Linked DNA regions of Homo sapiens: all the other regions are linked to region 3. Evidence: chromatin loops called from intact Hi-C (ENCODE). Cell type or tissue: dorsolateral prefrontal cortex. All regions are shown on one strand. Region 1 has its middle 140 kb from the start of STK32A-AS1. Region 2 has its middle 150 kb from the start of STK32A-AS1. Region 3 overlaps STK32A-AS1 (STK32A antisense RNA 1). Region 4 has its middle 46 kb from the start of PPP2R2B-IT1. Region 5 has its middle 21 kb from the start of PPP2R2B-AS2.

Region 1 (5,000 bases), 90 kb before region 3:
AAGATGTGTCGGCTTATATGACTGCAAGAATGGAGTTATTTACTGAGATGGGGACAGGCAGGTTAGAAGATATTTCATTTGTATTATGTTTTAGGTGTCCACTAGATATAAACTAGGTGTTACATATCATCACCCCGACATGCTGTGACTCCTTACTCTGTGCAAATTTCTGTGCAAAAGCTTTCTGACTTCATAGGATGTCTGAATTTGATTAATATTCATCTTTCACACTGGAGTGCAGTTGCATGAGAGCAGTGGCTATTTCGATCTCTCTCTGTGTATTCCTAGCACCAAGCACAGTGCCTGACGAAGTACACACTCAGTGACTAGTGAATGGATGACTGAATGAAAGAGTGAAGAAGTGAGACTTCCCAACAACTCCATACAGAACTGGACCAACTGCTTCCACAGCTCATCTTGGTCAAGTCTGATTCCCATAGGTGGCATGACCGATGGAGATGCCCCTGGCATCAATGCCTCCTCTTTCCCTTTGGTCCAGGTCACACCTTCAATTCAAGGTTCCTAAATGCTGATATTATTTTACTGTTACAAAATTTAGGAGAATATGAAAAAAATACATTTTCTTCATAATATTATAGATTAATTTCCTCAATTTTATGCCACTATGGTGGCCTGATCTTAAATTTTCCATACAGGTCTACTTGAAAATTTACTCTAGGGTTCTTTTGTGATCTCACTCAACCTGCCAGACCATCCTAGCTCTACAGTTTGCACCCCCAACATCATACTCTGAAACCCTCTCATCCTTGCGCTAGCTTTATTTGTAGTCAGAGTAGTTTGTGGTCTATATTTCAGCGCAAGGAAAACTCTACTATCCATTTTCTAAGGCACAAGTTGATCTTATGCTTAAGAGTCCAGCACAAAGACGAATTTCTCTGCATTGACTTTCCCTTTTCATGAGCTCTTCAATAAAATGGGTTAACAAATGAAGCCGTTACTTTCAATTAATATTTATTCAAAACAGAATGATCTCTATGTGACTAGCTGCACCTGGGAAGGAAGGTTAACATAAGGGCATTTATATTAAAAGTCAGGAGTGGAGTCCTGAAGGGTCAATGTGAGAGCAACAAGGTTGACCTCACCATTTCCCCAGTTGGTAACCCTACATAAGATATAGGTATTAGGCAGTACACAGTGTGATTCCTGGTGTTTTTTTTTAAAAAAGTTCATCTTGCTATTTAGAGGCAAAGACATGGGAGTCAAGTCATCATCCATGGTTGACACACTGGCCAGCCTTTATTTAAAGAATAAAAAGGGTTACATGGTCAACTAAGTTAGGAACCTTCTGCTTATCATCTTTCTCTTGCATATTTACAATGGACATGAGCAGCTTAGATGCAGGGAGAAGCTTTAGATTTTAGAACACTGCTTAACCTTGTTTAATATAACATTTTTACAAACTTATTTTTATTTGTCGCTAAATGTCTTTAGAAACATGGCATTCTGTAGAAGATAATTTATAAGAGGCTGAACTAACTTGCTCTACTCAGAAGTTAATAGCATGAAAGGAAGGAAGCTGCCTCATATACCGAAGAGTGTAGTCTTTGACCAGGTTCAAAGACATGGGTTCAATTCCCCACTAACCTACTTAATGGCTTTGTGGCCTCAGGTGAGTTACTAAACCTTTTTGTGCATCTATAAATTGAAATTCTATATTGGTTTTTAAATCTAAGTATTTTACATCTAATGCATGTAAAATATCTTTATATGTAATACATATTATCCACGTTTTTATAATCTGGGCTCACCTTTGCACCTTTGTCCTTTCTAGGACTCTGTTTCACCCTTGGTCATCATCCCTGGTTTAGAGTAGCCAGATGTAGTAGATAAGAGCAGGAGCATTGGATTAAGATACACTTGAATTCAATTTTTCATTCTGCCATTTACTAGCTGTGTGGTCCTGGGCAAGTTACTTGAACTCTACGGGCCTTAGTTTCTTTATCTGTGAAACAGAACTGCAGGGAGGATCAAAATAGTTAAAGCACATGGAGTGACCAGCAGGGGGCCTACTTCAGAGTAAATGGCACAGAAAAAAAGCTGTCCCAGGATTCTGGTTTTTCATTTCCTGTCACCACACTTTTAATCTCTGGCTTGGCTGTGATCTCTTGACTTAATCCCATTGCTAAGCACATTTGATCCTGGGAGCCAACGTTCCTGACAGTGGAGTCCAACAAATCCCTTTTCCATTTCCATTCCCAAACAGTAGCTTCCTCCCTGGGGCAACTGGTGCTTATAATTTACTTCCAGATCCCTGGCCCAGCTGCAGGGAAAAAGAACAGACAACGATTTCTCTTCCCACAGCCTCCCACGCATTAGTTTTCCCTGCATGTCTGACGTTTGACTTCTAAGTGCCCTCTGGCTGTGATTACTCAGGCAAACTGAAGTGGACAGATGGAACAATTATTTGGAAAGCACAACCAATGGAAAGCAAAACAAAAAGACAGAGAAAGGAAACCCTGTACCCAACCCTGCAGTTGAGAGGAAAGAGTTTATTGGTTTAAATTATTCTTATTGCCTGCTGGCATCGATTGTATTTTCTAGGTAATTGGTCAGCTCTCCCCATTCGTCTGTCTCTGTAGAGAAATGATCTTTTCTTAGATATCGGCACTCCAGGTAGCCCTCTCTTGAAGGAATGGATGTGTTTGGGCAAGGCTTGTCTAAAAGCAAAATTTTAAAGTGACTCTGATCAATTCATTAGCTTTCATGATAAACACAAAAGATGTTATATTAATGGGAGGAAATGGATCTCTGAATATAAGAAATCAAACTTTAGAAGAAAGCATACTTTCAAAATCAAGTGTTTGAAAAATTTCTGAGAAAACTAGAATTAATGTTTCACAGTTCTGGAATCAAACTGCCTGATTCCATTTCTGGCTCCATCGCATTTTTTTTTTCTGTGCAAACTAGTATCAATATAAATTATTTAGCCTCCGAGTTTGTTTCCTGGTCCCTTCATTAGAGATAATAGCAGTACTTACTCATAGAGTAACGATTAAATGAAATAGCTGTGTGTATGTAGGACTTAGTAGCTGCCTGCTACATAGTAAATTCCCAGTAAATGGTGGCAGTTATTAATAAGTTATTAATCATAGCCTTATGTTTCAGGCTATAAAAGTTAAAGATGGAAAAACTGGAACCCCAGATGATGGCAGCTCAGGGCCTCTGTGGGGTTTCAGCTCTTATTTTTCTGGTTCAATTCATAGACTGCTGCAGCTTCCAACTCCTGGAGCACATTTCTGTTCAGTGAGAGGTGCCTGTGTGTAGAAGACCATCACATAGTATTTGAAGTTCGTTCATTTTTCACAAATATGGCGAGAATCTGATTCAATGCCAGCTGAACAATGAGTGTAGATTTGCTGTGGAAGTGACAGGCCCTAATTGGATCTTCAATGCTGAAACAGCTGTCTGGGTAGAGGAGCTGGGCAGGGGGCACATGCTTTGGCCTTCCCTCGGTGCCATCCTGCCTGAGTTTAGGGGGCTATGCTGCATAACTTAAGGTCATGTGAATTGTGTTTCAAACTTTCTTCCATTCTAGAATAGAAATCAAAGGCAGACTTTGATGGCTTATAGCCTAAATTGTTCTCACCCATGCAACAGGGTCAGCCACTGTGTAACAGAGGTCAAAGACTTTTCCTGAAAGATAATAAAAAATATTAGTAGTAACTACCACATGTTGAGTATCTATCAGGTACCCGTCTAGATGTTTTACCAGAATTATCTTATTTAATTCCTAAAACGACTTTCTGAGGGAGGAATTCTTATTAAGTCTACTTTTTAGATGAAAAAACAGGCACAAAGGAGTTGAGCAATTTGACCAGATCACACAGCTAGTGGCTGGTAGTCTGGATTTGAATCCAGGCCTTTGGATTCCAAAATCAGAAAGCTTAATTAACCACTCTGTTATCTTTTATGAGAATTAGTTTCCATGTGGGACAAGTTGAAACACCTGTTTTTCTGGAAAGTGCTTTGCCATGGTGTAGGGCCACACAACCAATCCATGAGAGCCTGCAATAAAATCCAGACTAACCCCAGCTCTGTCCTAAATAACAATGAGGAAGATGATTGATATTTAACAGAGGTAACAACAACAATTTAGTGAACAAGTTCTATACACCAGGTACCATGCTCAGCACTTGAAAATTCACACAACTAACCCTCACCGAAACTGCAGCTCTGGCGACTAATAAGCCTACATTTGCATCTAACTCTGCCACTTAGCAGCTGTGGAATTTTCAGTACGCATTTAGATTCATTCATTCTCTCTCTCTCTCTCTCTCTCATTTTCCTCATTTAAAAAGACAAAATTTGGTGTCGGAATTAAATGAGATAATGTGTGATAGATACACGGTGCCCAGAAGATGCCAGGCCTCAATAAATGTTGGCATCACTATTATCTCTTTTCTACAATATGAAGAAATACAGTCTCTCCGAGAAAGTGGATGAACTGAGCCTTCATGTCTGGCAACATCTGTTTGTAAAATCTGGGTCAGTTTCAATCCAAAGCTGAATGACTTTTTCCACCTGACCCATGGCTTTCACACATGGCCACCTGTCAGAAACAACTGGAAAACGTGTTTAAAATCTAGAGTATTTGCGCCCATCCCGGGTGATTCTGACACAGCAGGAGTGGACTTTTCAGCTGTGCTGTTGCAGGGCCCAGTTGGGGTCCACTGCTCTGGCTCTGGCCACCACCTTGGTCTCAGGGTCCCATCTCCCCTGTTCCACCTAAGGGAGTGTGGGAGTGTATCTATTATCAGTGACTGCAGAGAACCCTCTGACTTAGCCTGGGCTGCCATTACAAAATATCATAGACTGGGTGGCTGAAACAACAGAAATTTATTTTATCACAGTTCTGGAAGCTAGCTGGAGTCCAAGTTCAAGGTGCCAGCATGGTCAGTTTCTGGTGAGGTCACCCTCTTACTCTATGCTCACTTGACAGGTCAGGGGTGGGGAAGCAAGCTCTCTGATGTCTCTTTTTA
Region 2 (5,000 bases), 110 kb before region 3:
TCTTTTAGGTGACATAAAATGGGATTGATAATTTTCTATCTGTCTTCATAGGGGCTTTAGAAGGATCTTTTGTAAGGCTCTATTTGACAATTCATCTCAAAAATAGATGAGTTTATATACAAATATAATTTTAGATTCAGTAATCCCACTACTGATTCTATATTTAAATAATAAAATCAGTACATAGAAGAGAAATCTGCTCTCCCATGTTTATTGCAGCTCTAGTCACAATAGGCAAATTATGAACTCAACCTAAGTGTTCATAAACAGATGAATAGATACATACAGTGATATATATATATATATAATATGTGATATAAAATGGGATATATAATATATATAATATACACACAAACACACACACATTTTATATATATACATATATATATATATATATATATATACATGTGCAATGGAATATTACTCAGCCATAAAAAAGAATAAAATCCTGTCATGTGGCAACATGGATAAACCTGAAAGGCATTATTAACATAGTTCACTTAATAGTGAAATAAGCCAGGCACAGACAGACAAATACCACATGTTCTCAGTCATATCAGGAACCTAAAAAAGTTGATCTCATAGAAGTAGAGAATAGTGAATAGTGGTTACCAGAGGCCTGGGAGGGTGGTAGGAAGATGGAAAGAGATTAGTCAATAAGTATAAAGTCATAGATCTGAGGAATAAGTTTTGTTCTATAGCACAGTAGGGTGACTATGGTTAACAATATCATATGGTATCTCTCAAAACAGCTAGGAGAGAGGATTTTGAATCTTCTCACCACAAATAAATGATAAATATATGAGGTAATGGATATGCTAATCATCTTGGTTTGATATCATTACACAATATACACATATCAAAACATCACACTGTACCTTATAAATATGTGCAATCGTATCAATTTCTTTTAAATATAATTTTATATGGATTTATTTATTAATTTTAGTGTGTTTTCTCCCACTTTGTAAACATAGAGTATTTGGTTTTTGGTCACCCACTATTAGATTCTCTACAAAGGAATTATAGCAAGATTTTAAATAAACTGCCTCTTTCAAATTCCTCAGATTAATCTTTGCTTGAATTACTTTTTACTCAGAATTGAAGTGCTGCAGAATGACCTGAAGTTCACATGCATTTATGCATGTTAGTTTGAGTATAGTGTTCAATCCTGTCAACTGTTCACTTCATCATTCTTTAAAACTAGTTTTAGACCTGTGTTATACCACATCTGGAATCTAAACCTACCATCAAAGCAGCAAAATCTGTTTCAGGCAAGCCCTACTGCATTCTGCTAGAAGAGCTAAACCGTGATTTAAAATACCCAGAAGTGCTATTCTAGTTCCTTCCAATTGCCTATCATCCAGTGTTTTGTAACGCAGACACCCTTAGGGAGAGTCATGGAGGTCTCCAAGCCCAGGCTTATAAAAGAAGAAAATAAAGAAAATTAAAAAGTTCTTCAGGAGGAGGAAAACTAATGCATTATCCCAGGTAAAGGGCCCTGGAATAGGAAAGTCTCCTGAGAACCAGAAAGGCAATTATATGCTAAGATTGGGATTCAATGTTCTCGTAAGTCATATGACTAGACTTGACTTCTTCAGTCTCCCTCTGCACTTCATGTATTGCCAATGGTCCTCCACATAGAATGAAAGGGAGAGAATTATGGCTGAAAGTCTTAAAATGTCTGGACTCAGAATTCTACAGCGCTGACAGATCATCCTGAAACAAGGCTTGCCTAGTTTAGCCTCTGTCTCTGCAAATCTACTTTACTGAAAGTTCATTTCAGTGCCGCTCATTGGTAGGAATAAAATAAATTTCAACAGAAAAAAAAAACAGGAGAGAAAGAAGTTATTAAATCCATTTCTAGCCTAGAATGCAATTTTGGGGTGTGTGGGGACTTAGATTCATGAAAGTAAAGATGAAAGTTTTTAATTTTGAAATCAGCACAAACTCCCAAGGAGGCAAGGAAAAGGGCATGGGGATTTCTCCTACCTTCTGTGGTTCCAATCTCGATAGTGCCTTTCACTTGGCTGAAGCACCATAGTGTGTCCTGGGTGAGTGTCCCAATTCCTGAAAACAACACAAGGAGACACTTCAGGTTAGGTAAGAGCTCCCAGTTGTTCTTAAGAGACCAACAAGAAAAGAAATATATAGCAGAATCTATGCATTTCTAAAAGGAGACTTGCACACCAGGTATCATCTCGTCAGAGAAGAGACCCTAGTGAGTCCTGAGAGGACGGTCAGTCTGCAAGTACCACGTCCTGCTGTGAATCACTGCTCTGTCTCCTCCGTTTGACCAGGCCAGGACCAGTTTGAACTGGAGCAATTGGAGTTTGTCCCTTCTCAGGCCCTGGCAGCGTCCTGGAGTGGTTACGAAGGACTTGCAGTCATCCCCTGTGTGACTGGCCCTTTTCACGGGAATACTAATGCTTTTGATTGTTTTCCTTCTGTGATGGTGGGGAAGAGAATGAGGCAGTTCGTTAAGGGGTGAGAGGAAAAGAAAGGCAACATTTTTTTTTTAAACTGGGCTTCACAGCTTGCATGGTTGAGCGGCCAGTAAGGGGTCAGATACCCAGAGCACTTCCATCTCTCTTGTTCACTTCTTGACTGCTTGCCAAAGTCAGGCTGACTGCAGAGTAGGGAAAAACAAAAAAAAAACAAGGCTGGGGATGGGGCGGGGTGGCTCACACAGAGTTTGGGAGTCAGTTTCTGACAAATGTGGCCTATTTTGTTCCAAGGTTATTTTTGTTTCAGATCCAGTTGGACATTTGATGGGGCTAAATGTTCTGGGTAATAGTGACTCCTGGTTTCTACAAATATATGTAGCCAATACTAATGAATATATCAATACATATATTAAGAGATATTCTAATTCCTTTACATATTCAAAAGAGTCCTTTACAGAACACTTCTGGATAGCAGGGGTGCCAGTTTTCTTCTCAACAGCATGAACATTCCCCTTCAATTCAACTAGGTTTCAAAATTCAAGAGAATATTGCAGAATCAAATTTTGGGAGATGGTATGAATTTAAGAATGATTAAATTCAGTAGGAAAAAAACCACAAAGTTTCAAAAACAAATTGACCTTTAAAAATGCACAGGGATCTGAGTAGTCATTTTCATTGTCAGCCATAGATTTTTATTGAATTCCTATACGGAAACCTTCATCTGCTTAGCCACACGAGAGGAGCATTGCCTCTCATATGCTCTTCTCAGTGTTGTTGACGGGTTATCTGATGGAAGTAGTATAGAGTCATCATTAAAAGTAGAGACTTTGCAATTAGGCAGGGTTTATAGTTGGGCTCTGACTTGGGACAAGTTTCTAAGCATAATGAGACAGTTTCCTCATCTTAAATGGCAATAATAATGGTACCCATCTCTCAGAGTTGTGGATGTTGAATATGATTAGCACAGTCAAGAAACTTAATAATGGATATTAGTAGTAGTAAAGATTGATTCTAAAGTGTTTCATACTAAAAAAAAAAAAGAAGAACATTGGCTGAGAAAATTTCAGGCACTGTGGTAAGCACTTGACTTAGAGTAACTCCATTCTTACATAAATCATGGGGAGGGCATTATTATCATCCCCACTTTACAGGGGAGGAAACTGAGACTCAGGAATTTTTGGTAACTCCCTCAAGGACACACCTAGCGCATGGCTAGGTTGAGATTTCAATCAAGCCTGTCTGACTTGCAGTATTCCCAGTGTGTAGAGGTTGGATACCCATTTGACAGTTTGGGCCCTTTAGCCCAGTAAGGCTTCACAGCAAGAATCTCATTTGGAAGGCTGAGCTGGAATACAGTTTCAGATATCAAGTAGTAAAGTATCAATGTCTCCTTTGAGATGACACAGGGCTAAAACTTCCTAATAAAATTAGCACCTAGAAGGGGAGAAGGAAGGCCTTTAGCAGCATTTATTAGTGCATAGACAGACACACCCACAGTGCTGATCCTTGCTTATACTTTCTGTTCTGGCCTTGGATTCCAGCATCAGACATTCTTTGACAGGTTCTTACCCTACCTTGTGAGTTGTCAGTGACCCTCTCTACACTGAGTCAATTCTGCTGTTGAGATCTGAGACACATCTGTCTTAGGGAACATTAGCTATAGATGAGATTTCTCCCCAGTTTTTGTCCTGGCACAGTTCCTATATCAATAGTTATGATTCTGGATGTAGATGCTGTTTCTATTTTCACTAAACATGTACTTTAAAGCAAGCAGACATATGCAACTCTGAAACACATACATGCATACATACAAACCTAGGCATATTTAAATATGAGCCTATGTCTAGATATTTGTACTACTTCAGAGAATTTTAGCTCTAGGAGGAACCTGGCTTATGTGTGAAATTAATTTATTTCACATCTGAAAAACCCAAATCATGGAAGTTACTGACTTGGTGAATTCACTAGGAATAATGTGACCAATTCACATACCAATGCCAGTTCCTGATGTTTACTCATAGATAGGGTTGCCCAGAGGCATAAGCTCGTTGATGAGAGTTGGTTGATTACTGTGAGGGTTCCAGGCAGCCAAGATATTGTCAGTGTTTTTGTCCAAGGCAGGCTTCCACTGGACCCAATTTCTGTCTCCCACCAATATTATTGCCAAATGAGGGAATTAGTGATGCAAAGAAAGTTTGGACCATGCCATTTCTTTCCTAAAAGTGCTAAGCAGCCGCTGAAAACACAAATGCCTGGATGGATTAGGATGTAAATGAGACAAGCTGTCCAGGTGTCAGATATTCAGTGATTTGACACTTGATCTCAGTCTGTGATCATCTCAAAAGTGGCAGGAATGAAGGAACTGGAGGATTCAGGCTTTGCCTGAAGGTCAGCAGCTATTCAGCTCCAGCTAAATGTTGCCATGAAAAATTTCAGCCCAGTGTGACCAGATTGGCTGATATTTTTCAGAAGAGGCCAGAAATCTGGATTATTATGTGAATAATCCAAATGTTCAAATAACTCCAAATTTTTTAATGTTATCAGTAAGTTCAA
Region 3 (5,000 bases):
CCTCCAACTCCCGGGTTCAGGTGATTCTTCTGCCTCAGCCTCCCAAGTAGCTGGGATTACAGGCACATGCCACCACACCCAGTTAACTTTTTGTATTTTTCATACAGATGGGGTTTCACCATGTTGGCAAGGATGGTCTCGATCTCCTGACCTCATGATCCACCTGCCTTGGCCTCCCAAAGTGCTGGGATTACAGAAATGAGCCACCCCGCCCAGCCGACAATTTTTTTTTTTTAATTTTTAAGTTTAAAGAAAAACTTTTAGAAAAATGAGAGGTTTTCTTCTATATATTTTACTAAGTTTTGCTCCCCTCACATATAGCACTTTCAAGTCCCTGGCATTGTTTAAGTATAGTGCAAAGTAGGAATCTAACTTTATTGTCTTTATTGTGAATACCTAGTTGACTTAGCACTTACACAACAAATATTCTTAAGGTGGTCATTGTCAATTTTTGGAATATTAGCTAAAACATCTTAGAAATGTCTTTTCAGGGGAGGCAAAGCTCTTTAAAATTTGATGCCACCCAGTTTTTCAGTGCAGAAAAAATTTCCTAAACACGATACAAAGAACACAGTTCAAAAACAAAAAAGAGAGTCAGCATATTAAACTACATCAACAGGTTCAATTAGCAAAATGAAAAGAGCTATAGACTAGAAGTATACATTTATCACCCATTTATTTGACAAAGGACTAGTATCTAGGACATATAAGGAATTTTTATAAATCAATAAAAAGAATAAACAAAAAACCCCAACACAACAGAAACATGGGAAACGTTTTTGAACAGGCCAGTTGCGGAAGAGAAAACCAGGTAAACTTGTTTAAAAAATGCTAAATTTCTTAGCAATCAGGATACTCATGTTAAAAAACATGATCAAAATGCAGTATGCACATAAAAGGGTTAAAAGGGTACATACACATCTGATATTATGCCTTTTTTTTTTTTTACCATAATGATAAAACACACACACGCTGAAAAGCAGTATCACACTCACCAGAATGGCAAAGACTAGAAGTCCGTGGGTACCAAATATTTTCAAGGACAAGAGCAGGTCCTTCATGTACCCATCATGCACTGCTAATAGGAATGTACATTAGTACAGCTGCCTTGGTACAGTACACATTTGTTTTGTTTAATGGACAATTTTGGGGGCCTTGAGGCTTTGAATATGGGTTATGGTTTTTTAATCTGGAGCAAGATCTCAGATTACAGAGTGAATAACACATGGGATTCAAATGGCTGTATTCAGAGATAAAGCAGAGGGCCAGAAAAGCATCAATCCCCCAGGACCAAGCGTAGGCCAGGAGGTCTGGATATGTGGACAGAGGAACAGAGCAGAAAGGGTCACAACAAAGGAGGAGAGAATCACCAAGGCTCTCTTCAGCCTGACTGTAGCACTCCATAAAAGTGTCTGCAGCCTCCCCTGGGGGTGGGAGGTAATAAGGATACTGAGTCAATTTCAAGCAATCAGCAAATCCCTTTAAACTAGATCCAGAATTTATATACCTCCATGTTGAAGAAGGAAGAGTCAGTATTCTCCAAGGTCTCACAGCCAGAAAGCTGTGCTACCAGGATTCACAGCTATGCTTCGCTTTCAGCTTCAATACTGGTCATTTTGTTTCAAAAACTAATCCTGCCTATTATTCCTCTTCTCTTTCAGAATGAATAAGAAAATTAACCATCCAATAGGCATTGAGTGGAATCTTGGTTATAAGACTGTGAAAAATAAATATAGCTCAAGACACTGTCTGTTTTAGTCTCAAGGCTCTTGACTTATGAAGTGGCTGGGCACTATTTATTTAAACATCAATATGTTTTGTTTCATGATTTCTCTCTCCCTTCCATGAAGATAGCCAGGCCCTTTGTGTTTCCTTTTCCTAGGAATTTTTGCAAAGGTAAAGTAGAGGTCGCTGAGGACAGCTCTCCTCTATTCCCTCCCTCCCCATTCTCTCTTCTTCCTTCTTTCTCCTTTGAGTGAAAATTTGGGCTTTTATCGTATTAGTCTGTTCTCATGCTGCTAATAAAGACATACCCCAAACTGGGTTATTTTATTTTGTTTTTGAGACAGAGTCTTGCTTTGTCACCCAGGCTGGAGTGCAGCGGCACGATTTTGGCTCACTGTAACTTCTGCCTCCTGGTTCAAGTGATTCTCCCACCTCAGCCTCCCAAGTAGTTGGGACTACTACAGCCAGAGAAAGGCTATCGTCTCTAATACATCTTTGCTGCTGTTGATCAAAGGCTTCCTGACTCGGAGACATACCTGGAGAAACAGGGGCCTAGACTCCCAACACAGGCAAGGGTCCTTCAGGCAAGAAACACAGCAGCAGGTGCTTGATCTCAGGAGACCAGACAGGCTTGGACAATGGACATCCCTCGGTACCCAGTGTGGACAGAGGCTCCCAGAACAGGCACCTTCTGGACTCTTTGGCACCTTTGTAATTGGGGTGGGGAGAGTTGGGGGGGCGGAGCTTCAATAATGACAGAGTACACTTCTCATCAATCTGGCAGGATGGGAACTTAGTCACAGTTTGATTTATGAACAACAAATGTAACATTTCTTGCACCCCCTTGTTCGTACCGTGTTAAGACTCGTACCGACTTTTACACTAGAAGTGGTAGATTGTGAGAGTCGAAGTAATCCCTAAAACTTGCCCAGCCTCATCATTTCATTGTCAAAATCAATCTGATGCCGCAAGCGGAGTGATTCCGAAGGTTGGAGGGTCACTAATGCAGGAACACACAGTAAGCAAGTATCCTGGCATTTTATCCAGCAATGTCTCCACGGCTCACGTTGCTGGTTGAAAAAGAATAGTGTCCTGAAAAGCTGGGGAATCTCAAGGCATTTTAAAATGAAAAACAAGATAAAACAAAACAACGATAGAAATGAAGCTATGAAGGCGCGGCCAAGTAACGCTCAGAGCTGTTGATTTCAGAATCAAACTCTGACTTAGACTGCCCCCTGGTGGATAGAAATAAAAGTGTCTCTGCTCTGCAAAGGGAGCTCGTAACAGATGAAAGAAATGCGAAAATCCTTCTGTTCAAATTCAGGTCATCCTTTAGAGGCTTTAAACCCTTTAATTAATATGACGCTATGACTGCTATCACAAGGAAATGGTAAAGTGTAGATGTTAACATGGGCTTTTAACAAAACTGCAGGTTAGGTCCCAGCTCTGGAACTCTGAAGTTACCCCCATCTCTCTGAGACTCATTTTCCCCCACTGTAAAATGGGCACAATAATAAGACGTTCCTTATAGGGTTGTTTTGAGGACTAAAGAAAAAAAATCTATGTAAGAGTCCTTAGAAAAGTGCTGGGTGTGTAAGAGCTCAATATAGAAACTCTTCTTCTTCTCATTGTTGCCATTTATTGCCATCGTGATAACTTTGTGAAAAATACTAATATGCACATGAAGTCTTCATAATTGGGAAAATTATCAAGGAACATGATGATGTGCATTTTCCGTATATTCTATTACTTCTGTAAGAAGTTTCTGTATATTTACCTTAATGTTTTCTGCATATTTACAGAAAGTTTACAGTTATGTCACCTAACAACAGGGATATGTTTAAAGAAATGTGTCTTTAGATTTCAACACTGTATGAATATCCTAGAATGTGCTTACACAAACCTAAATGGCATAGCTTACTACACACCCAGGCTATCTGATATTGCCTATTGCTCCTGGGCTTCAAACCTATAGCAGGGGTGTCCAACCATTTGGCTTCCCTGGGCCACACCAGAAAAAGAAGAATTGTCTTGGGCCACACATAAAATACACTAACAATAGATAAAAAGATTTTAAAAATCACAAAAAAAAACCTCATAATGTTTTAAGAAAGTTTATGAATTTGTGTTGGGCCGCATTCAGAACTGTTCTGGGCTGCAGGCAGCCCATGGGCCACGGGTTGGACCAGCTTGTTAAGCAGCGTGTTACTGCATTGAATACCATGGGCAATTGTAACACGATGGGTTTGTGTGGCTAAATATACCTAAACATAGAAAAGGTGCAGCAAAAATACAGTATTATAATCTTATGGGAACCTTCTTGTATATGGGTTATATATTTTTGTCATTGACTAAACTGTCATTATGCAGTGCATGGCTGTGTACCATTTCTGTATATTTAACTTGGCTTTCTGTATATTTACCTAAATGTTCATTCTCCACTTATAAAAACACCCTAAAAATTCTCTTACTATTGATTTTTACTTCTGTCCTTTTTTCATTCAATAAGAGTGGAATAAAAACTGAAACAGAAGTGTCAACTTGTTTTAGGCCTTATTTGTAAGGAGAGAATGACTAATTTAAAGACTATCCAGAAAACCACCACTTATGCTGCAGCATCTGTTGTATAGAGGCATTAATAAGCCTTTGTCTTCATGTCAGTTAGCTATTATTGTGTAAAAGCCAACTCACAAGTTAGTGGCTTAGAACAATAATGACTTCTTACTTGTCCTGATTCCAGGGGTTGCTTATTAATTCCTCTGGTCCATCGATCTCAGATGGCCTTGCTTGCATAGCTGGGCCCTCCCTCCACATGGTCACTCATCCTCCAATAGGCTACTTTGGGCTTATCATATGGTGGCCAAGAATTTCCACCAGCAAGACAGGGCAGCAGGCCCCAACCCCCAAGCACTTGATTACTACACATTTGCCAATACCCCATTAGCCAAGGCAAGTTACATGGCCAAGCCCAGGTTCACAGGATGGAGAGATGGGCCCCCATCTTGTTTGGAGGAGCAGCAAAATCATATTGCAAAGGAGGGTGCATGCAAGCATAGGGGAAATTAGTGGCAATTTTTATTTTTGCAAACTACCACACTTCCTGAGTTTCAGGCTCTGATAAAACACGGGGGATATGAGCCAGACAATAACAACAAAAGCCTAAATAATAGCAGCTGACATCCATGGAGTGCCTTCCATGAGTCTCATGCTTCATGCCTATGTGAACCAGGCTACTACTGAAGGCCAGAGAAGATTTTTAAGAAGGAGGCTATGGC
Region 4 (5,000 bases), 220 kb before region 3:
CGGAGTAGGGATCTGGAGGGTGAAGTGAGGTTTTTTCTCTCTTTCCCCTTCTCCTGTCTTGCTCTCTGCCTCACCACTCACTGGCTCCTACCTGAACTTCCAGGTTAGTCCTCCACTCACACTTGGAATTTCTTATCCTTTTGCCCTGCAGAACACTTAATTGAACATATTGTGTTAGTTGAGCATTTCTTTGGGGTCCCAAGTTTTTCCCCAAGGGGTTTATCAGCAATTATTCTGAACATATACGGCACCTTCAATTTCCTGTCTTCATTTTTTTTCCCATAGATAATGTTATTATCCCAATTTTTACTAATGTTATTATCCCCATTTTAAGAAGTCTGAAGGTCAATTAGAGTAACTTGCCAAAAGTCACACTGCTAACACCTTGCACAGCCTAAATTCAAATCCATATTGGTCTGACTTCTAAAATTCTGGCTTTGTTTAATGACATTAACTCCCTAACTCATTGTATTAAACTCTTACTATCTGTGCTAATTTCTCAAATATTGTATAAAAGGAGTTGTCCTCTAAAAAGAACAATTGTAACAGCTTGACCTTTCAGGTCTCATTCAGAAGGTTCTTACAAAGACAGCTCTCTATTATGAATAATTTACCCTTCTCAAGGCTGAATTTCCTCTGATGATACTTGACCTTCTCCAGGCATGTAGGCCATCCAAATGTAGCCCTTAAGTCAGCTGGACACTGGGGTTCAAAGATAGTTTTGCCTTGTCCATTGCTCAGTGAAGCCATTCCTAAGTATGCTCCCCAAAACATTTATCCTATTATCCTCTTAAACATGAGATTCCACGGCTAAATACGTCAGAAAACTGAGAAAACAAAAATTAAGTTGGTGTTTCCCAGTTGCATTCCATTAAACACTGTTGTGTGAGCTGTTCATAGATCTGACAGTCAAAGAAAAAAATGAAAAAACAGTTTGAGGTTAAACAATTTTGGCAAAATATAAATACTCTAATTCCCTTTTGGGAGATTTATGATAAACATTAGCATATTAACGCTTCTGGCATGTCCTGCTAAATAGTTTGACTTGGTGCTTCGCAGATTTTTTAACCTTAGGATATTTTTTTTATCTTGCAGGACCAGCCCGCAACAGCCCACTCTAGAAAAGCTTCTGGTTTAAGTTCTCAGCTCCTGTATTTATTTTTATTTTTATTTTTATTTTTATACGGAGTCTTGCTCTGTCACCCAGACTGGAGTGCAGTGGCATGATCTTGGCTCACTGCAAGCTTTGCCTCCCAGGTTCATGCCATTTTCCTGCCTCAGCTTCCCGAGTAGCTGGGACTACAGGCTCCCGCCACCACGCCAGGCTAAGTTTTTGTATTTTTAGTAGAGACAGGGTTTCACCGTGTTAGCCAGGATGGTCTCGATTTCCTGACCTCGTGATCCACCTGCCTCCGCCTCCCAAAGTGCTGGGATTACAGGTGTGAGCCACCGCACCTGACCGGCATCTCCTATATTTTTAAGGGAGTTGACAAAGGGTCCTCTTTTGGGAATCTGGGCCTGGTCCTGCCATCTATTATTTGGGTGACTGTGAACAAGTCACTCCTCTCTGGGGCTCAGTTTTCCCATCTGTAAAATGAAGATAATATACCATTTGTCTCTAACTTTCCTTCCAATTCTAGCATACCATCACCTAAACATATGGAATTGATGGGGCTACACACCAGAACATCATGACAAACTGTGTGTTTATATTTTCTTAATCTCATCCTCTTAATTGAGGCCCAGAGAGGAATAACTTACTCACAGTCACTCAGTTAGTTTGATGGCAGAATCAGGCTTAGATTCCCAAAAGAAAATCATCCACCAACTCCCTTCAAAATATATAAGATGAAAATTTAAGCCATATGTTTGTTTCCTCCAGAAATAAAATAATAATATTTTTCAAGCTATAGAATTCTTATACATACACATAATTTGTCCCTATCTGCCAGTACATCATAGAAGGTATTCCCCAGAATCACACTATCATTTACTTGTTCAGAACGTTGAGGTTTTCTCTGATTAGCCAGTTTTCAGGATAATGGGAAAGTGCAGAGAGTGGTTCAGGTGAACTGCAGTGGGACCTCAGGCAAGCAACTTTCCCTCTCTGTGACTTGTTTTTTTAATCCGTGAAAAAGAAAATAATGACAGTGTGCCCTCCATTCCTCTAAGATACCTTGTCAGAACTGTCAGTCATAGTCAGAAAACTCTGCTGCTATATGCCTGCCCTGTCCTGAGGTATCAGCAGAAGTGTCGCTGGCCCCGCTTGCTTTGCGTCAGCTTCCAGGTGAGTGCTGCATAAATCCTCCATTTGGTAGTATGAATGCTAGTATTATAAGTACAAATATAATGCCCTAATATCAGAGATAATTTACTTTGCACTAATGCACTTATCTTGATAATAATTCTTCTTAAAATCCATAGCAGGAAAGCATGATGGTTAATAGCTAGGCTCTGACATCCGATACCAGGTTTGAACCCAGCACTGTTACTTACCAGCTGTGCATCCAGGCAAAGTGTTACTCGCTGATCCTCAGATCCTTCATCTATAAAGTGGGAATCGTACGACTCACTGCAAAGCTGGTACAGCAATGCAATGCAATAATGTTTGTAAAGCTCTTTGTACATTCCCCAGGCATACAATATGTGGTCGGTTATGGCAATTAAAAACATTATCTATTTCAGACATAAAATGCAAGGAGATTGAGAAGAAAATTGTCACCATACCAAAGCCAGGAATTGGAATCCTGTACACCCATTAGAAAGGAAAACCGTAGTTGGTGTTCTTAGCTAATGGTCCTTTGGCTGCCTGCGATATTAGTGTTGGCCAGAGGCTCGTTAATGTTGTCATTGTTTATTATTGAACACTGCCACCTAGTGGATGAATTGGTCACATGCAGGTAAGGAAATCACGGAGGTTATGTCAGGTCACCTGGTCACACATGGAAGAGGCTGTTGTGTCCATCTTGTCCACACTGATTTCAGCTTGTTGACTTGCAGCCATGCCCAGGGAGATACTGGGGTGTTCCTGCTTATGTAGACTCCCCTCTATCTTCGCGCAGTTGTCAAACTGACACAAAGACCTGAGAACTGTATTCTTACACTGCGGCTATGTGAGCAGAGCCAAAGATCGGCCTCCTCTGACATGACCTAAGGCCCCTCCCTCAACACTCTAATCCATCATACCATTTTATTTTATGCAAAAGCATATCGTTGTCTGAAAACATTACTTTCTTTCTGTTTCCCATCCCCTTCTCTTGCCCCTAACTAGAACGGAAGGCAGCCAAGTGTGGGGCCATGTGAGCCTTATTCCTTTACGTATCCCTCGTACCTAACACTGGGCCTGGCACAGCGTAGGAGCACAAAAATATGTGTAGCCTATAGCATAAAAAATCAATGACAATGCCAATAATCACTGCTGTTATTGTTTATGGTTCCTACTTTTTGCCGGGCACAGAGCTAAGGTCTGTACATAGATCACCTCATTTAATCTCTATAATCAGCCTGCTTAGTGGGGGTAATGTCACCACCCACATAGGATCAGTAATTTCTAGGGCTTAGAATTGATCTTTCAATTTCAACAAGCATGGTTCCCCTTTGCTCAGTATTATAATGCCATACCTTATTTAATCCTCTCTTTTGAAATCCTTCTTATAGTTTCACCTATTTTACAGATTTGAAAGCTGAGTCTCATAGAAGTGAAGCAATTTGCTGAAAGTCACTCAGTTCAGGTTTAAAACCCAGGTCTTGTCTAATTCCAAAGGCCCTGCTGTTTTCACTGCAACATACTGCCCTCTATTAGATACATGGATAAAAAAGGGCTTTCTTAATTCGGTCCTGGAAACCCAGGCCTGAGTTTTGGTTAAGCCTTTGTAAGAAGCCTTTCTCCCAAGCTAAATCTCATATTGGTTTTTCTTGTAGCCAGGTCTTTATTGGTTTCTAGATGTCTCCTCCACGTTCACTTCAAAGACAAAAATTAGCTACAATTTATTGAAGATTTTATTATGTGCCAGGCAGGGTTCAAATGATCTCATTTAATCCTTATAACAGCCCTGTAAAATAGGTTCCATTGATATTATTCCTATTTTATAAATGAGGACACTGAGGGACAGAGAAGTTAAGTAATTTCCCCATGGTTACCTGGATTCTAAACCAGAGCGCTGGTTTGAACCTAGGCAGGCAGTTTCCTTCCAGGATACACTCCTAAGCACCAGTGGCCATCCTAGGGGACTATATCCAGGACATTTCCTTTGCTGACATCAGGTAAGGGAAGGCCCTCAGAAAACCTCAGGGGCAGCCCCACTCAGTAAAGCACTTCCCAGAATGTTTAAGCTCAGAAACTGTGCTGAAGTCAGAATACATAGAGATGCCAGGCATCCTGCAGCTAGCCCTCCTCCCTCCCGGTTTGCAGTCCCAGCCTACGGTTACTCTTCAATTAGTTTCCATCTGTGGCAGCAGCAATTCCCTAGGGGTACATGGGCCAAAAAGAGAGACCGACTCAGCCAAGAACCAGAAATATCCTCACTGCAGCAAACAAGCTAGTGATGGAAAAGAGGAAAATTTTCCCTTCAAGGTCTGGACATTTCTCAAAGACAGCCCACTCAGCTTATATAAGCCGCATGCACCACTAAAGGAACACAACCAAGGCCCCATGAATCTAGAACAATCTTGCCAATTACGTGTTAATTGAAAGTTATGTAGAGGCCATCCACATGCCCTTGGGGAAACTTGACACTGTACTTATTGAATTGTCTGTTCTGGATCACTGACCTGGGCAAAGGGGCTCAGGCAACACTCAAAGGACAGTGGCAAAGTCATTCCACATTCCATGGGTATCAGTTCAGAGTTTCCACCCTTTTTTGAACCTTTCCTCCAAATAAATAGGCAGTGATGGTGTTTAGGGACATTCTGGGCTTCCTTGTATTCATTAGTTCATGTTTTCATATATTTATGTACTTGTAAATTGACAAATCTTGTCTTGAATATACATTTGCTAAGTA
Region 5 (5,000 bases), 650 kb before region 3:
CCACTGCACTCCAGCCTGGGTGACAGAGAGAGGCTCTGTGTCAGAAAAAAAAAAAAAAAAAAAAAGAAGTGAAATTGGTGGATTGAAGTTGATGCACGTTTAAAAGATGTATTAAAAATGCCTCTTGGCTGGGTGAGGTGGCTCACGCCTGTAATCCCAGCACTTTCGGAGGCTGAGGCGGGTAGATCACCTGAGGTCAGGAGTTCGAGACCAGCCTGACCAATATGGTGAAATCCCATCTCTACTAAAAATACAAAAATTAGTCGGGCATAGTGGCGTGCACCTGTAGTCCCAGCTACTTGGGAGGCTGAGACAGGAGAGTTGCTTGAACCCAGGTGGCGGAGGTTGCAGTGAGCCAAGATTGCACCACTGCACTCCAGCCTGGGTGACAGAGACTCCTTAAAAGAAAAAAAAAAAAAAGCCTCTCAACTGGCTATAGCGTTTTACACCCGCTCTCTCCCCATCAGTGTATGACAGGTCTGTCTTACTAACTTTGCCTGTACTTAATATTACATTACTATGAAGTTTTAAACACTTTATACTGGCTCCAAAGAAACGCCTGCTGAGACATAAGAGTTTGCCACCGGACCCATAAGTTCATTTTTAACGTAAAACTTCAAACATCCTGTCTATGAATTAACTTTATCATTAACTTTGCTTCTAATTTAAATGTAACAGTCTATTTTACAGTCACAGCTTGATTATCACTGGAACAGGATTTGTGTCCATCAGAGAGAACTGTGTGCTGCGGGCCTATGACTAAGCACTGATATTTACTGAGGGCTTACTGTAGGCCAACACCCTTACATGCTATGCTCTTTCCATTGTTATTATTGATCTCCTTAATAACTATGTGCTATTTTCCCCATTCCCAGAGACAGAAACTGACACATGAGAGAGGTTAAGTAAATTGTCCAGGTTGCACAGGCAGAAAATGGTAGAGCTGGGATTCAGACGCAGCTAACCAAGGTCTCTTTACCACTCTGAAATACTGTATCTGCCTATAGTATTTCAATGTGAGACACACAAACCATTACTGAGTCTCTCCACATGCAAAGAATGCTAATGACTAGCTGTGTGTATGCTGAGAATAGGGAGGGGGACAAAGGGACAAACAAAGGAGGTGAAGATCTTAGCGTGGCCCAGTGATTGCCTTCCAGGTCTAACTCCTCTCTGGTGAGAGAGTGTGCATGACTCGCTCTGTACTGGCTGTAACATCTTCTACCAATAATGACCTTCCATGTTGTAATGAAAACTATGTGTAATGGGAATTCCTGGGGTGAAAGGATCCTCTTGCATGGAATGAAGTAGGTTGGGTCAATTTATGGGGAAGCCACCATCTGCAAAAGCCTTCTAACTCAGCTCCCTCCTTTCACTTTTGTTCTACTTGACAGCCAGAGTGATCTTCAGAAACTAATGTCCCTAAGTTCTTATTTTTTTTTTTTTTTTAGATGGCCTCTCACTCTTGTTGCCCAGGCTGGAGTGCAATGATGCAATCTCAGCTCACTGCAACCTCCATCTCTTTGGGTTCAAGTGATTGTCCTGACTCAGCCTCTGAGTAGCTGGGATTACAGGCACCTGCCACCATGCCTGGCTAATTTTTGTATTTTTAGTAGAGACGGGGTTTTACCATGTTGACCAGGCTGGTCTCGAACTCCTGACCTCAGGTGATCCATTTGCCTTGGCCTCCCAAAGTGCTGGGATTACAGGCATGAGCCACTGAGCCTGGCTATGTCCCTAAGTTCTAATGACGCTCACCCTCTCGCTGGAATATGCTGGTACTTTTTCCCACTTTAGAGTCTTTGCATTTGCTCTTTCTCCAGAATGTTCTTCCTGGAGACTTCATGGCAGCCTTCCAGTCACATGCAGGTGCTGGCTTAACTTTTCCCTCAGAGTGGTGGTCCCTCAAATGTTCCTGTTATTGCAGCTAAAGTCACCCAGCCACTCTTCTGTTGTCCCCTTTTAGTCTCTTCACAGCACGCGCCTAAACGTTCTTGCTTGTTATGTCCATGTTTCACATGCCTGCTACACCAGGACACGAGCACATGGGCTCCTCTAGGCAGAGCCCTTGTCTTGTTCACGTTGGTGTTCCTGCCCAGGACAGAGCCTGGCATCAATGCGTGGGGCTCCGGCAGATAAAGGCTTAGTTTACTTGTAAGTTTGTTCCTTAAACTCTGATTGTCATTTACACTGTAAAGGAAAAGTAATAATATGTATTATAATAAAGAACTATTAAATGCTAAACATTGTGCTAGCTACTTGACCTATATGATCTTACACAAAGCTCACAATTCCCATTGTGCAGATGAAGAAACTGAGGTAATTAGTGTAGTCAGAACTTGAGCCTAGATTGTCCCTCTAAAGCTCTTGTCCTTCTCACTGCCCTAGAATTCAGTGTTGCTAGCAATTTTCTACTCCTGGGATGCGATAGAGTCGGGTTCTTTAAAGATCCACGGGCAAATAGTTCCCTACATAAAAAATATAGGGGTGGAGTGAGGTAGGGGGTGGTGTTATCAAGCCAAATGCCTTCAAGAAACCCTGGATGCAGTCTTACCCCACCATTGGTAAAATGAAATGACTCCCTTCTTCTTGGTGTTTGGGTTGTAGTTAATCTGATATTTATTTCAACCTTTTACAGGAATAAAAATAAGAAAGCAGTCACACATTTTGTTGGTATCTTTAGAGTGGGCGGCATGGCATCTGCCCTGCTTGGCTCCTGGCTTACCCTGTTTTGCCACTAAGTACATTTTCCTAGGCCGGCCCCTCTTGGCAGGAGATCACACATGTGTTATGTTGGTGTATTTAAAAAGTGGGTAATTCATTTGTTAAATGAATACGGCAATTATTAATTTCAATTTATCCTGTTTATTGGGAACAGCTGTTCATTAACATTTATTTAACTGCTAATTTTAGAGCCAAACTAATTACCTCAAATACACAGCGCAGTGGTGTCCTGTATAGAGGAGCGCTCGCTCTAACTGCCCTGTGTGCCAGAATAACTAGCTGGCCCTCGTGGGTGCCGTTCTGCAGGTGACCAGGTGGGGGCTCACCTCAACCGGAGATCGGACTGCAGGCTGCAAACAGGTCCGTGGGGCACAAATCTATCTACAAAGTATCTTAAGGCCAGAGTGGCAAATTGTCCCCAGGGGCCAGGAAAGTCGTAAAAATGAATGAAATGGGAAGGTGAAAGAACTTGCACCGCCTCACAGGTCTATCTTTGTTCTATTACTTTTGATCAGCATAAAGTTATAAGAATCTTTCTTTACAGCAAGAAAGACGATTTCAAGCATGATGATAAATATCATTGTCCCTAACCCTGAGTTTCCAGAAGACACTGTTGGATTCTTTAAAGATCCATGAGCAAATAGTTCTCTAAATAAAAAATATAGGCGTGGAGTAGGGTGGGGGGTGGTGTCATCAAGCCAAATGCTTCCAATAAACGCTTGGTACAACCTTATGGCACCCTTGGTAAAATGAAATGACTCCCTTCTTCTTGGTGTTTGGGTTGTAGTCAGTTAGCTGTTTATTTTTTACAGGAGTAGAAATCTACCTTTTACAGGAAAATAGGTGGGCACAGTAGCAAACTGGAGAGCACACAGTTGGAAGGGGGTCTGGGGGGTCAGTTGGGGTCAGGATGGGGGGTAAGGACATGAGGATTGGGAGCTGCCTCTTAGAGGAGTCAGTTGTTGTCAGCTGGGAAGCTGGGGCCCTTTAATTTTTCAAGGGAAACCAAATACATGGATTTTTATGTGGAATTTCCTAAATTTTAGATATTAGCTCAAATTTTATTTATTTATTTTTTTACATAGGGACTTGCTCTGTCACCCAGGTTGGAGTGTAGTGGCATGATCATGGCTTACCTTGACCTTCTGGGCTCATGGGATCCTCCTGCCTCAGCCTCCTGAGTAGCTGGGATTACAGTTGTGGACCACGACGCCTAATTTATTTATTTATTTATTTATTTTTTGTAAATACAGGATCTTGTTTTGTTGCCCAGGCTGGTCTCTAACTCCTGGGCTCAAGCAATCCTCTTGCCTCAGTCTCCCAAAGTGCCTGATAATGGGTATGAGCCACCACGCCTGGCTTAGCTCAAATTGTAAAAGTATACTGTGTAGAATAGCAAAATACACCTGTGGCTTGAGGCCTGCCCATTTGCAGCTGCTAAATTAAAAGTTTTCTCTGTGGGTAATACTCAGGTGGCTGGTGAATAGACATGTCTTCTGAGGCCAAATCTAATTTATTTGGCTTTCAATCATTGTTTTTTTTTTTTTTTTTTGGTCTAGACAACTGTCTCTCTTACTAAAAAAATTAATGTTAAGCAAAATTCTTAACATTTCCGTGCTTCATTTTCCTTATTTTTAAAATGAAAGAGTTGGATTTTGTTTGCTTACTATTAATCTACAACTTTAATAGGACTTAAAACTATACAAGAAACACAAAACTTACAGGGGACATTAAAGTGGTAAAGCAATTTTTATGTAGGAGCCGTTTTATTAAATACTTTGGATCTTTTATTTTTTTTCCTCTCTTAAGGGCAAATCCCTTCTTCTATAGACAAGACCATTGTCAAAATGCAGATCCCAGGTCCCCACAAGTCTGAGCCTGTATGGTTGGCATCTGGTGGTAGGCACCCCAGTGACCCTGATGCAGAGGGGCCTGGAGCACACTTTGAGGATTTGTGCTAGATTTTGCTTGTTGGCACTCAACATCTGTTTCCATCGCTCTCTGTGTCCCCAGACTCCTCCATCACAGGGACCAGAAGTCTGAAAACCTACACTCCCCTGACCCTTTGGCCACTAGGATTCTAGATGCAACTTAGATTCTGGCAAGTAGGAGCCCTTGAGATTTTGAAGGTAGAAGGAAGACAAAGGCCTTTTTTTTTTTTTTTTTTCCTGAGATTTTGTGCTGCTGATATGTGTGAGTGCTGGCAGCAGCTGGGCTCCAGGTTCATTCTGTGTTATTTAGCTTCATGGTGTGGGGAAGCTGTGGCTTCAGCAGTG

The links. A loop is a pair of places that touch in the nucleus more often than their neighbours do. Peaks named below come from ENCODE experiments on the same cell type or tissue, not always from the same donor. Only the 100,000 strongest peaks of a DNase experiment are listed, where the experiment ranks them.
Region 1: a loop joins it to region 3, with 4 times the contacts of the local background. A loop is called at or near these places in 33 of 110 quality-filtered maps.
Region 2: a loop joins it to region 3, with 4 times the contacts of the local background. A loop is called at or near these places in 30 of 110 quality-filtered maps.
Region 4: it touches region 3 in a loop (10-fold over the local background); 38 of 110 quality-filtered maps call a loop at or near these places.
Region 5: a loop joins it to region 3, with 5 times the contacts of the local background. A loop is called at or near these places in 87 of 110 quality-filtered maps.

What each region holds. Positions count from the first base shown.
Region 1 is chr5:147,096,318-147,101,317 of GRCh38, forward strand. No RefSeq gene overlaps it. Among named protein-coding and RNA genes, the nearest start is that of STK32A-AS1, 140 kb to the right of the region's middle. In dorsolateral prefrontal cortex, CTCF peaks have their summits at 2,021 (motif pointing right) and 2,220; a DNase peak (open chromatin) is centred at 2,032; H3K4me3 peaks cover 1,006 bases; H3K27ac peaks cover 2,101 bases.
Region 2 is chr5:147,079,067-147,084,066 of GRCh38, forward strand. It overlaps a transcript of PPP2R2B not described here. Among named protein-coding and RNA genes, the nearest start is that of STK32A-AS1, 150 kb to the right of the region's middle. In dorsolateral prefrontal cortex, a CTCF peak has its summit at 2,561; a DNase peak (open chromatin) is centred at 2,345; H3K4me3 peaks cover 3,005 bases; H3K27ac peaks cover 5,000 bases.
Region 3 is chr5:147,186,051-147,191,050 of GRCh38, forward strand. All of the region lies in intron 2 of STK32A-AS1 (STK32A antisense RNA 1), which reads right to left. Among named protein-coding and RNA genes, the nearest start is that of STK32A-AS1, 46 kb to the right of the region's middle. In dorsolateral prefrontal cortex, CTCF peaks have their summits at 1,437, 2,974 (motif pointing left), 3,180 and 4,345; a DNase peak (open chromatin) is centred at 2,931; H3K4me3 peaks cover 842 bases; H3K27ac peaks cover 563 bases.
Region 4 is chr5:146,963,364-146,968,363 of GRCh38, forward strand. It overlaps a transcript of PPP2R2B not described here. Among named protein-coding and RNA genes, the nearest start is that of PPP2R2B-IT1, 46 kb to the left of the region's middle. In dorsolateral prefrontal cortex, CTCF peaks have their summits at 2,876 (motif pointing left) and 3,087; DNase peaks (open chromatin) are centred at 2,888 and 4,438; H3K27ac peaks cover 2,855 bases.
Region 5 is chr5:146,539,400-146,544,399 of GRCh38, forward strand. No RefSeq gene overlaps it. Among named protein-coding and RNA genes, the nearest start is that of PPP2R2B-AS2, 21 kb to the right of the region's middle. RefSeq lists an enhancer at 1,232-1,732. In dorsolateral prefrontal cortex, CTCF peaks have their summits at 3,037 and 3,240; DNase peaks (open chromatin) are centred at 2,736 and 3,032.